Linked DNA regions of Homo sapiens: region 2 is linked to region 1. Evidence: read pairs that join two places in POLR2A ChIA-PET (ENCODE). Cell type or tissue: endothelial cell of umbilical vein. All regions are shown on one strand. Links, peaks and the distances in the headings refer to the core of each region. The heading gives the core; the rest is flanking DNA. Region 1 overlaps DDI2 (DDI proteasomal shuttling factor 2). Region 2 has its middle 23 kb from the start of RNU1-3.

Evidence for each region. ChIA-PET counts read pairs that join two places held together with the same protein. Peaks named below come from ENCODE experiments on the same cell type or tissue, not always from the same donor. Only the 100,000 strongest peaks of a DNase experiment are listed, where the experiment ranks them.
Region 2: POLR2A ChIA-PET joins it to region 1 with 5 read pairs; 2 of 35 experiments call an interaction of 5 or more read pairs at or near these places.

The regions. Positions count from the first base shown.
Region 1 is chr1:15,648,773-15,654,144 of GRCh38, forward strand. It overlaps DDI2 (DDI proteasomal shuttling factor 2), which reads left to right. Exons shown (of 10, transcript NM_032341.5): 7 at 948-1,051; 8 at 2,934-3,123. Among named protein-coding and RNA genes, the nearest start is that of RSC1A1, 8.3 kb to the right of the region's middle. In endothelial cell of umbilical vein, for the core only: no CTCF peak of the experiment used is centred there; no DNase peak of the experiment used is centred there.
Region 2 is chr1:16,641,681-16,647,052 of GRCh38, forward strand. It overlaps the pseudogene CROCCP2 and the pseudogene MST1P2. Among named protein-coding and RNA genes, the nearest start is that of RNU1-3, 23 kb to the right of the region's middle. RefSeq lists enhancers at 2,704-3,494, 2,925-3,044, 3,135-3,234, 3,495-4,284, 4,996-5,372. In endothelial cell of umbilical vein, for the core only: a CTCF peak has its summit at 3,108; DNase peaks (open chromatin) are centred at 2,330 and 3,041; H3K4me3 peaks cover 1,429 bases; H3K27ac peaks cover 935 bases.

The DNA of each region.
Region 1 (5,372 bases), core at 124-5,123:
GGGAGGATTGCTTGAGCCTAGGAGTTTGAGACCAGCCTGGGCAACGTAGCAGACCCTGTCTCAAAAAAAAAAAAAAAAAACAACCCTAAAACCTAGATGTGGAAAGGAAAATTAAAGATTTTAGCAGAAAATACACAATATCTTGTGTAAGGAAGGAGTTCTTTAAAAATAGGTCATCTGCTGGGTGTGGTGGCTCACTCTTGTAATCCCAGCACTTTGGGACGCCAAGGCAGGGATGACTGCCTGAGGCCAGAAGTTCAAGACCAGCCTGGTCAATATAGCGAGACTCAATCTCTACAAAAAGTTTTTGGCTGGGTGCAGTGGCTCACGCCTGTAATCCCAGCACGTTGGGAGGCCAAGGTGGGTGGATCACGTGAGGTCAGGAGTTCAAGACCAGCCTGGCTAACATGGTGAAACCCTGTCTCTACTAAAAATGTAAAAATTAGCTGGGCGTGGTGGTGCGTGTTTGTAATCCCATCTACTTGGAAGGTTTAGGCAGAGAATCAGAGAACACAGGAGGCAGAGGTTGCAGTGAGCCGAGATCACGCCACTGCACTCCAGCCTGGGCAACAGAGCAAGACTCTGTCTCAAAAAATAATAATGAAAAGAACTTTTCAGCTGGACACGGTGGCTCATACCTGTAATCCCAGCACTTTGGGAGGCCAAGGTGGGCAGATAACCTGAGGCCAAGAGTTTGAGACCAGCCTGACCGACATGGCAAAACCCCGTCTCTACTAAAAATACCAAAATTAGCCAGGCGTGGTGGCACATGCCTGTAATCCCAGCTACTTGGGAGGCTGAGGCAAGAGAATCACTTAAACCCGGGAGGCAGAGGTTGCCATCAGCCAGGATTATGCCATTGCACTCCAGCCTGGGCAACAAGAGCGAAACTCCGTCTCTGTTTTGAAGTACGTAACAATAACCTTTTCTCTTCATGTGCTTTTTAGCTCAGGTTCAGATTGAAGGAGATTTTTTGCCATGTTCCTTCTCTATACTTGAGGAACAGCCCATGGACATGCTTCTGGGACTGGACATGCTTAAACGGCACCAGGTAATTAAGAGCTTCACTTATTTTTTTTGCATCTGCTTTTTGTAATATGGTCATTATCACATTATTTTTATTGGTTACATATACTGGAAAACTAAGAAATAACGACTTTTCAAACCTGGAAATGTCCTTAAATTATGTTGCTATACAGAGGTTGAAATGATGTGTCGATATAGATAGAATCTGTTTTTGTGAAATCTCTCTGTGAATCTGTTAAATCTTGCCAAATGTTTTGAGATTGTAAAGGACAGTTTGGTTCCCTTGTATAATTTTCAGATTCTGGTTAGATCCTGATTAGTAGTTTTTTGATGACCTGACTAAAAAGTGTGAGTCAAGTAAGTCTTTAGCATTCTCTGATGCTGATCAAACAGTACTTGGGAAGAAGACCTTCAAGGTTAAGGAAGGTATATGTTGGGAGTGAAAGTGTTTATTTAGTACAGGGTGCATAATTAATATATTAATTTGTGTTGATATTTATCTTTCTACTCTAAAGCACAATAATTTGAGATATACTGCCGTCGTTGAAGAAGCAGTTAGTCCACTGGGTATTTAGATGAGATTAGGCATGCTCAGGGTGGTATGGCTGTAGACCTCACTGGGTACTTCACATTTTTCACAGTAGGGTTTTATATCCAGTCAACCTGCCAGGTACAGTGGTACATGCCTGTAATTCCAGCATTTTGGGAGGCCAAGGAGGGAGGATTGCTTGAGGCCAGAATGAGTTTGAAACCAGTCTGGGTAACTTAGTGAGACCCTGTCTCTACAAAAAGTACAAAAATTAGCTAGGCGTGGTGGTACATTAGCTACTCGTGAGGCTGAGGCAAGAGGATCCCTTGAGACCAGGCTGCAGTGAGTCAAGATTGTGCCACTACACTTCAGCCTGGGTAACAGAGCAAAACCACATCTCAAAAAACAAAATTGAGTTAAAAACAATTGAAAATATAGCTAATCAATATTTTTATGTCACTATTTTAAAATATTTCTGTAAAAGTAGATGCATCATATTGATAATAAGACACAGCATTCTATTTATTTATTTATTTATTTATTTTGAGATAGCGTCTCGCTCAGTTGCCCAGGCTGGAGTGCAGTGGTGCAATCTTGGCTAACTGCAAGCTTCGCCTCCTGGGTTCACGCCATTCTCCTGCCTCAGCCTCCCGAGTAGCTGGGACTACAGGCACCCATCACCACGCCCGGCTAATTTTTGTATTTGTAGTAGAGACGGGGTTTCACCTTGTTAGCCAGGATGGTCTCGATCTCCTGACCTCGTGATCCGCCCGCCTCAGCCTCCCAAAGTGCCGGGATTACAGGCGTGAGCCACCACGCCCGGCTCACAGCATTCTAAATAGAACGAATGAATGAATGAGTGTATGTATCAATAAAACCTTGTCACTGCCTTTCCTTATTTTTTTAGTCATGGTATAGACCAGCAGTCTCCAACTTTATAGATGTAAATCATATATGTGCACAACTGTCTATTAAGTAGTTATAAAATACACAAAAAAGGAAGTTAGCATTAGCATGGAGTAAAGAATACTGTGGAGATTGCCTTGCGTGGCACAATCTTGGCTCACTGCAACCTCTGCCTCGCAGGTTCAAGTGATTCTCCTGCCTCAGCCTCCCAAGTAGCTGCGATTATGGGCATGTGCCACCACGCCTGGTTAATTTTTGTATTTTTAGTAGAGGTGGGGTTTCACCGTGTTGGCCAGGCTGGTCTGGAACTCCTGACCTCAGGTGATCTGCCCTCCTCAGCCTCCCAAAGTGCTGGGATTACAGGCATGAGTCACCGTGCCTGGCCATTTGTGATTGGAGTTTTAAATTAAGGAGCATAATTTTTCTGCATGGTGTTTTATCTGCTATTATTCTTTGGTTTCTTTCTTCCAAGTGTTCCATCGACCTGAAGAAAAATGTACTCGTGATCGGCACCACAGGCTCCCAGACCACCTTTCTTCCTGAGGGAGAGCTACCAGAGTGTGCCCGGTTGGCATATGGGGCTGGAAGAGAGGATGTACGGCCAGAGGAGATTGCAGACCAAGAATTAGCAGAAGCCCTTCAAAAATCAGCAGAGGATGCAGGTATTTGGGATGGCCAAACTCTTCAATACTTGTTATTGATGGGTAAGCCCGGGAAGTGTGGGCTTCAGAAGGGGTAGGAACCTTTCCAGTTTTTAATTAGTCTCATGGTCCAGTAGTAGATGTGTTCATTATTTGTCTTCTTAACCTCCTTCTTTGATCTTCCTTTTTTTTTTTTTTTTTTTTTTTTGGAGACATTGTCTCACTCTGTCACCCAGGTTGGAGTGCAGTGTGCAGTGTGACATGATTGTAGTTCACTGCACCCTTGACTTCCTGGGCTCAAGCAGTCCTCTCACCTCAGCCTCCTGAGTAGCTGGGACTACACCTGGCTAATTTTTTATTTTTAGCAGAGATAGGGTCTTGCTGTGTTGTCCAGGCCTATCTCCAACTCCTGGGCTCAAGCAGTCCTCCTGCCTTGGCCTCCCGAAGTGCTGGGATTACAGGTGTGAGCTACCATATCCAAACCCCATCTCTTAATACAATAATGAAAAAGTCTGTATTCTGGCCCGGCGTGGTGGCTCACGCCTGTTAATCCCAGCACTTTGGGAGGCTCCGGAGGGGGGGGGGGGGGGGCGGATCACCTGAGGTCAGGAGTTTGAGACCAGCCTGGTCATGGTGAAACCCCATCTCTACTAAAAATATAAAAATTGGCCAGGCGCGGTGGCTCACGCCTGTAATCCCAGCACTTTGGGAGGCTGAGGCAGGTGGATCACGAGGTCAGGAGATGGAGACCATCCTGGCTAACACGGTGAAACCCCGTCTCTACTAAATATACAAAAAATTAGCCGGGCGTAGTGGTAGGCGCCTGTATTCCCAGCTACTCAGGAGGCTGAGGCAGGAGAATGACATAAACCCAGGGGGCGGAGCTTGCAGTGAGCTGAGATCGCACCACTGCACTCCAGCCTGGGTAAGAGAGCGAGACTCCATCTCAAAAAAAAATAATAATAAAAATTAAAAAAAAATTAGCAGGGTGCAGTGGCACACCCCCCGTAACCCCAGTTACTTGGGAGGCTGAGGCAGGAGAATTGCTTGAACTTGGGAGGCGGAGGTTGCAGTGAGTCAAGATGGCACCACTGCACTCTAGCCTGGGCAACAGAGTGAGACACTATCTCATAAAAAAGAGAAACATTCTGTTTTTTAGTATTTCAACAGATTAAGAACAGCTCAGTCCATTGCTGTGTTTAAGATAGATTGGGGTTATTTTGCTTAGACACATTTTAGAAGCTTCCTAAATTTTTTTAGGAAGTTTTTTTTGGATGTTTTTGTTTTTGTGATTTTCCTAAAGAAAATTTTGACAGTAAGCAGATGTTAACTTTTGAGTCCAACAGTATTTCCCTATTTCTTTCCTTTTCTTAGGACTGTTTTATTTTATTTTATTTATTTTATTTTATTTTATTTATATAGACAGAGTCTTGCTCTGCTGCCCATGCTGGAGTGCAGTGGCGCAGCCATGGCTCACTGCAGCCTCAGTCTCAGTCTCACAGGCTCAAGCAGATCCTCTCGCCTCCGCCTCCCAAAGTATTACAGGCATGAGCCACCATGCCTCTTAGGCCTGGTTTATTTTGAAAAGTATCATTGCTACTGTGTGTGAGCAGCCCTAACTTCACCGAAGACAGAAGAACCAACAAAAAGAAGTATAAATTTTTATTTACTTAATTAAAAAAAAAATTTTTTTTTGAGACAAGGTCTTACTCTGTCACCCAGACTGATCCTCCCATCTCCCCTTCCTGACTAGCTATGACTACAGGTGCCTGCTACCATGTCCAGCTAATTTCTGTATTTTTTGTAAAGATGAGGTTTTGCCATGTTGCCCAGGCTGGTCTTGAACTCCTGGGCTCAAGCAATCCACCCGCCTCAGCCTCTCAAAATGACAGGATTATAGGAACGAGACACCATGCCTGACCAGCATAATTGAACGTTACTGAAAATGCAGTGTTATGGTGTGAGATTACAGTATTGTCATCAGGCCATATTAGCACTGTATATATTGAAATCATGCTACCTAATACTTTTTTCTAAGTCTCAGTTATTTAGCTTGTTTAAATGTAATGATGGAGCTAAGTTTTCTAGGTAAAATGGGGTAACAGTTTTGCTGAAATCCCCCATTTATTATAGAACGGTGACTCTGGGATGTATTTTCTAGAAGCTGAATAGAATTTACTTTTGAGTTTGGGTTATTTTACAGTCTTGTGCTGGCATTATTCATCAGTATGACTAGTATCACACATTGCTTTTTCTAGTACAGTAAATTA
Region 2 (5,372 bases), core at 137-5,136, 990 kb after region 1:
GCGTACAAAAAAATCGAATTAATAAGACCTGTCTGGTAGCAGAACAGAGTGACTGTAGTAAATAATAATTGTACATTTAAAAATAACTAAAAGAGTATAACTAGATTGTTTATAACACAAAAGATAAATGCTTGAGGGGATGGATACCCCATTTACCATGATGTGATTATTACGCATTGCATGCCTGTGTCAAAGTATCTCATATACCCTATAAATACATATACCTGCTACATACCCACAAAAATTAAAAATTAAAAATGTAACACAAAGAAAGAAAACAGAAAAGAATCGCATTTGAATAGTCATGTTAAAATAACAAGATAGCAGGTGCTTTTCCTTCTTTTTTTAGAGACAGGGTCTTGCTCTGTCACCCAGGCTAGAGTGCAGTGGCATGCAGAGGCCAGCTCACTGCAGCCTCAACCTCCTAGGCTCAAGTGATCCTCCCACATCAGCCTCCCTAACAGCTGGGACTACAGGTGCACACCACCATGCCCAGGTAATTTCTGTATTTTATTGTAGAGATGGGGTCTGGCCATGTTGCTCAGGCTGGTCTTGAACTCCTGGACTCAAGCAATCTACCCACCTTGGCCTCCCAAAGTGCTGCGATTACAGGTGTGAACCACTGTGCCTGGCCCTCTAAGTTTCTGCTAAAATGTACTTGTAACTTTTACACTGACTACACTCAAAAGTATTAAACTTGTAAAGAAAAGGCCCTGGAGGAGTTTGTTCTTTACAAGGTCAGTCAGAAGCTACAAGGGGCCAGGCTGGGGCCAAGGTGAGGGCAGGTACATGCAGGGGCAGATGCTGGGTGTGGAGTAGGTGCCAGGTGCTAGCTGGGCATGAATGTGCACCCGCTCCCTGACCTCTGCTCCCTGACTCTCACAAGGAACTAGCACTGCCTGGAGACAGGAAGAAGCAGCGTACGGAAGGCAGACTCTCTGGCCAGAGATCTCGCAGCCAGGAGCACAGTGAGAACAGAGCCTAAGCCTATCTGTCCAGAGCCCAGGCTCCCTTTCCCTACAACTGCAGCCTCCTTATTCTGCTCTGGCCCAGCAGAGTGAGGAGGGGCCGCCCACCCAGCCATACCTGCCGGTGGCTGCTGGGGGTGCATGGTCAGAAGAGGAAAGATGCGGTTCAGGTAGTCATTCAGCAGCTTCTCCTGCACAATGCCTGAGCCACAAGTCAGAAGGGAGAAAAGGGCCACACGATGAGTGCAGCTCCTGGCCCCTGCTGGCCCCAGAGACTTCTGGTCCTAGGCCAGCCACAGGTGCAGCAAGGCCTGAGGCCTTTGTCCCTTCCTTCTCCTCCCAACAAGAGGAGCCTCCTTCCTTCTCTGCCAGCCCTTACCTGTGACCCTGGATTTCTCAGCATCTGAGGTCAGCCTACAGCTCTTGCGGGAGAAAGACACGCCGGCCCCCTTGGATGCCATCCTTCGTCTCTCATGGGCAGCCAGTGGTCCTGGAGGCTGAGGCAGACACAGAGCCTGTCTACTCAGGGCCAGCCAGGGGCCCCCACACCTGACCTCAGTCCTGCCATGGCAGGAAGTCTTGGGAGCAGGTGAGGCCAGGGGCATGCACACTAACACATAGGACAGGGGAATGCAGGGGCTCCCAGCTTCCTACACAGGCAGGGTAGCCAGGGTCTAGGCCCATGTAACAGGGACCACTTCTTGTTCTCCAGTGTCCCTGTGCCCAGCACAGGGCTGGGCAGAGAGCAGGTACCAGATATATTTTTGCCAAACCATAACAAAATGTCTCAGCTCTGTGGAAATCAGACCAAAATGTCCAAAGTGAGGTGTCCTAGGGGCAGAGCCCCTGTATTCATCTCGGTTGTAAGCCATACTGAGTCCAGCTCACAACCAGAAGCGACAATCCTACACATTCCCCCAAGTGCAGACCACCACTGGTCTGGTCATCTCTAGCCATAAGTCCCACTTACTCCCCACAAGGCTGGAGCCTCTTTCCTCAGCCCTGGGTTCCTCCCTTCTTTTATCCATGGTCCTGATAGTTTCACTGTTCCCACTCACACATGTGGCCTCCCACCTCATCCAAGCACCACCCTTGCCCAGCCCTCATGGCAAACTCCATTGGTCCTCCTAGTGCATCTATCCCTCACATCATGTTGCTGCTGCAGCTGCTCCAAAACCTGCACTGAGTCCCTGGTGCTGGCCTCACTGATGTGTAGCTGTGCTGTCCAACACAGCAGCCGTCATCCACGTGAGGTTACTTAAATTTAAAGTTTTAAAAATTAACAATTCGATTTCTCAGTTGCCTCAGCCACATTTCAAGAGTTCAATGACCACATGTGGCTAACGGTTACTCTATTGGACAGCACAAAGGTAGAACATTCCCACCATCATATAAAGTTCTATTAGACAGCGCAGGTCTAGAGTTTCGCTCTGCAGCACTGCCTTAGCCAGCACTCCCTACTCTGCCGTTCAGTCTCTTATCTCGCCCCAAACAGACCCTCTACTCCCGCCACAAACCCCTGTGGGTCTGCACCACGCCTGCTCCTCGGGAAGGTGATTTTCCCGACCTCGGGCCCTCGGTGGGCCTCCATGATCGGTGCCCCTTCACTACCACAGTAGTTGAAGATCTGATTAAATGCAGTCATTCATTTGATGAGCAGACCTTCCAGACACCCACTCCGGGTGTCAGTTGCTGAGGACCCAGGTGAGAGGCGGACCTTGTCCCCGCCCGGGGACTCCCTGTCACGGCTATCCCGTCCAACCTCGCCGGGGTATCCGGGCTCAGAACTGAACCTACTCCGTCTGGGAGCCCAAGGATGGCTCCCCCAAGTCGCCCCCGCCTGGCCCCAAGCTCCAGAGGACCTGCCAGACCAGCTTCCGCTCGGAGTTTCGCACTCAGATCCCGGCGCTGCAGGTGCCCTCGCAGTGGACTAAACTGGACCGCGAAGGGAATAGCCGGAACCCGCCAGGCTCAGAGCCCTGCCGCCCCTCACTCACCCCGAGCCTCGGCCGCCGCGACCCGGTTCACAACATCCGCCCAACCTCTCGGCTACGGCGTCCGTTCAGGGCCAAATCACGCGCACGCTCGCGCGCTGAGCCTCCAGCCGCGCACGCGCACCGGCCCGCGCCCAGCCTCCGCTAGGGGACCCCCTCCGTGGCTTCCCACCGGGTTGTTCCAGGCCTCAGCTTCGCCGAAAGGCCTCACCACCTCCGACCTCCGCCTGCCCCGGGGATGCTCCCAGCCCTGCTGCGGCAGAACGCGACGTGCTAACCGGAATCCCTAGGCCGCCTGTCTCCTACCCATACTTGGAGGCCCCGCTCAGACGGTCCTGAAAACGTCTGAAAGGCGGTTCCTGCCAGAGTCCCTGCTACCTGTTACCTCCACCCCTATTTAGTCCTAGTGGACAGCTTCGCTCACCTTCCCTGGGATGACACTTCTGGCGGCTGAGATGAGCGAGCCTCTCTGGGCTCTGCCGCCGGGCGTGGGCTGACCTGCCTACAGCTGGGGCCTGATAAGGCAGCAGCAAAAGGGTGGAGGGGAGGCAGTGTTGAAGCTGGGGCAAGTAATTTTCCCCAATTTACAGGGAAAAACCGAAATTCAGAAAAGTTTAATGTCAGCCAGGGGCTGGAACCCAGACCTCTGGCAGCTGTCACTTTCACAATGCCCTTGGGCTGACTAGGCTGCAGAGGGGTTTCACCCCAACCCCAGGGCACCTCAAGTGGCCCCACCAAACCTTCCTAACACCTGACCACTAAGTAGGGAGGCCTCTCAGGGGGCTAGCTGTGCTAGGCCCTTGCAACTGACCTGTGGGACCTGAGGCCTGGCCCCTCATGGCTCCTGTCACCAGGTCTCAGGTCAGGGTCCAGCAGGCCCTGAGCTGACGTGCGGAGCCAGAGCCACCCAATCCCGTAGGGACAGGTTTCACAACTTCCCGGATGGGGCTGTGGTGGGTCACAGTGCAGCCTCCAGCCAGAAGGATGGGGTGGCTCCCACTCCTGCTGCTTCTGACTCAATGCTTAGGGGTCCCTGGTGAGTGCCCCCAACCTTGATCCCCATCTGCCTTCAGGAGGGGCTTGGCCCCATTCTCCTATTCTGGGATGAGAAAAAAGTCAGGGAGCCAGAGGCTCAGTGGGCATGGGGCAGTGACCTTGGCCTCTTGAGCACAGCTGGGAAGCCCTAGGAACACATAGACATGGCCCACTTAGGCCTCTATTAGCACGTCTGCTCTAGCACTGAAGCAGTGTTAGGACCACACAGATGCACGCACACAGCAGGCAGTGACCCCTCCTGAGCCTGATCTACCCCTCTAACCTAGCGTATGCCTTTGTGCAGGTGAGAGCCCAGCTTTGGAGTCTGAATGCCTAGCCAGGGCCCCTGGCTGGGTAATGTGATGGCTCTGAGCCTTAGCATTCTCATTTGAGAGATGAGATGGGGCAAGCTCCATCACCCACTGCTCTCACAGAGCGTGTGTGTTAGATCTGAGCCCGGTGCCTGGGCCACTACACAGAGGCACCGGTGATAACTACCAAGTCTGGGCCTGCTTCCCAGGGGAAATTTTTTGACAAGTATCTGTGCAGGGGGGCTAGACTGGCCCTTGAAAGTGCATACAGGGTCCATCCCAGAAGCCTTGTAGCTTTGATCCCCTGAATGAACAAACTGTGGACATGCCAATACACATTACTGACATGTATGCCCACCTGACCTGCACCCACTCTGCAGGGCAGCGCTCGCCATTGAATGACTTCTAGGTGCTCCGGGGCACAGAGCTACAGCGCCGCTACAAGCGGTGGTGCCCGGGCCTTGGCAGGAGGATGTGGCAGATGCTGAAGAGTGTGCTGGTCGCTGTGGGCCCTTAATGGACTGCCGGTGAGTGGCCACTGGGCATAGATAAGACTGGGGGCAGGGGAGCCTGGGCCGTGGCGTTACCTTGTGCCTTCTTCTCTCCAGGGCGTTCCACTACAATGTGAGCAGCCATGGTTGCCAACTGCTGCCATGGACTCAACACTCACCCCACACGAGGCTGCGGCATTCTGGGCGCTGTGACCTCTTCCAGGAGAAAGGCGAGTGGGGGTGGAGAGGGGCAGGGTGGGAGACAGGGGACCTCAGCCCAAGTTGATCTTCTGTCTCTTGCTCCCAGACTACATACGGACCTGCATCATGAACAATGGGGTTGGGTACCGGGGCACCATGGCCACGACCGTGGGTGGCCTGTCCTGCCAGGCTTGGAGCCACAAGTTCCCGAACGATCACCAGTGGGACAAACACCTTCCCTCCGTCCCGGCCTGGGACCTTCCCCCAGCACACACTATAGTGATGCTCTGGGCCCTCAGGTACATGCCCACGCTCCGGAATGGCCTGGAAGAGAACTTCTGCCGTAACCCTGATGGCGACCCCGGAGGTCCT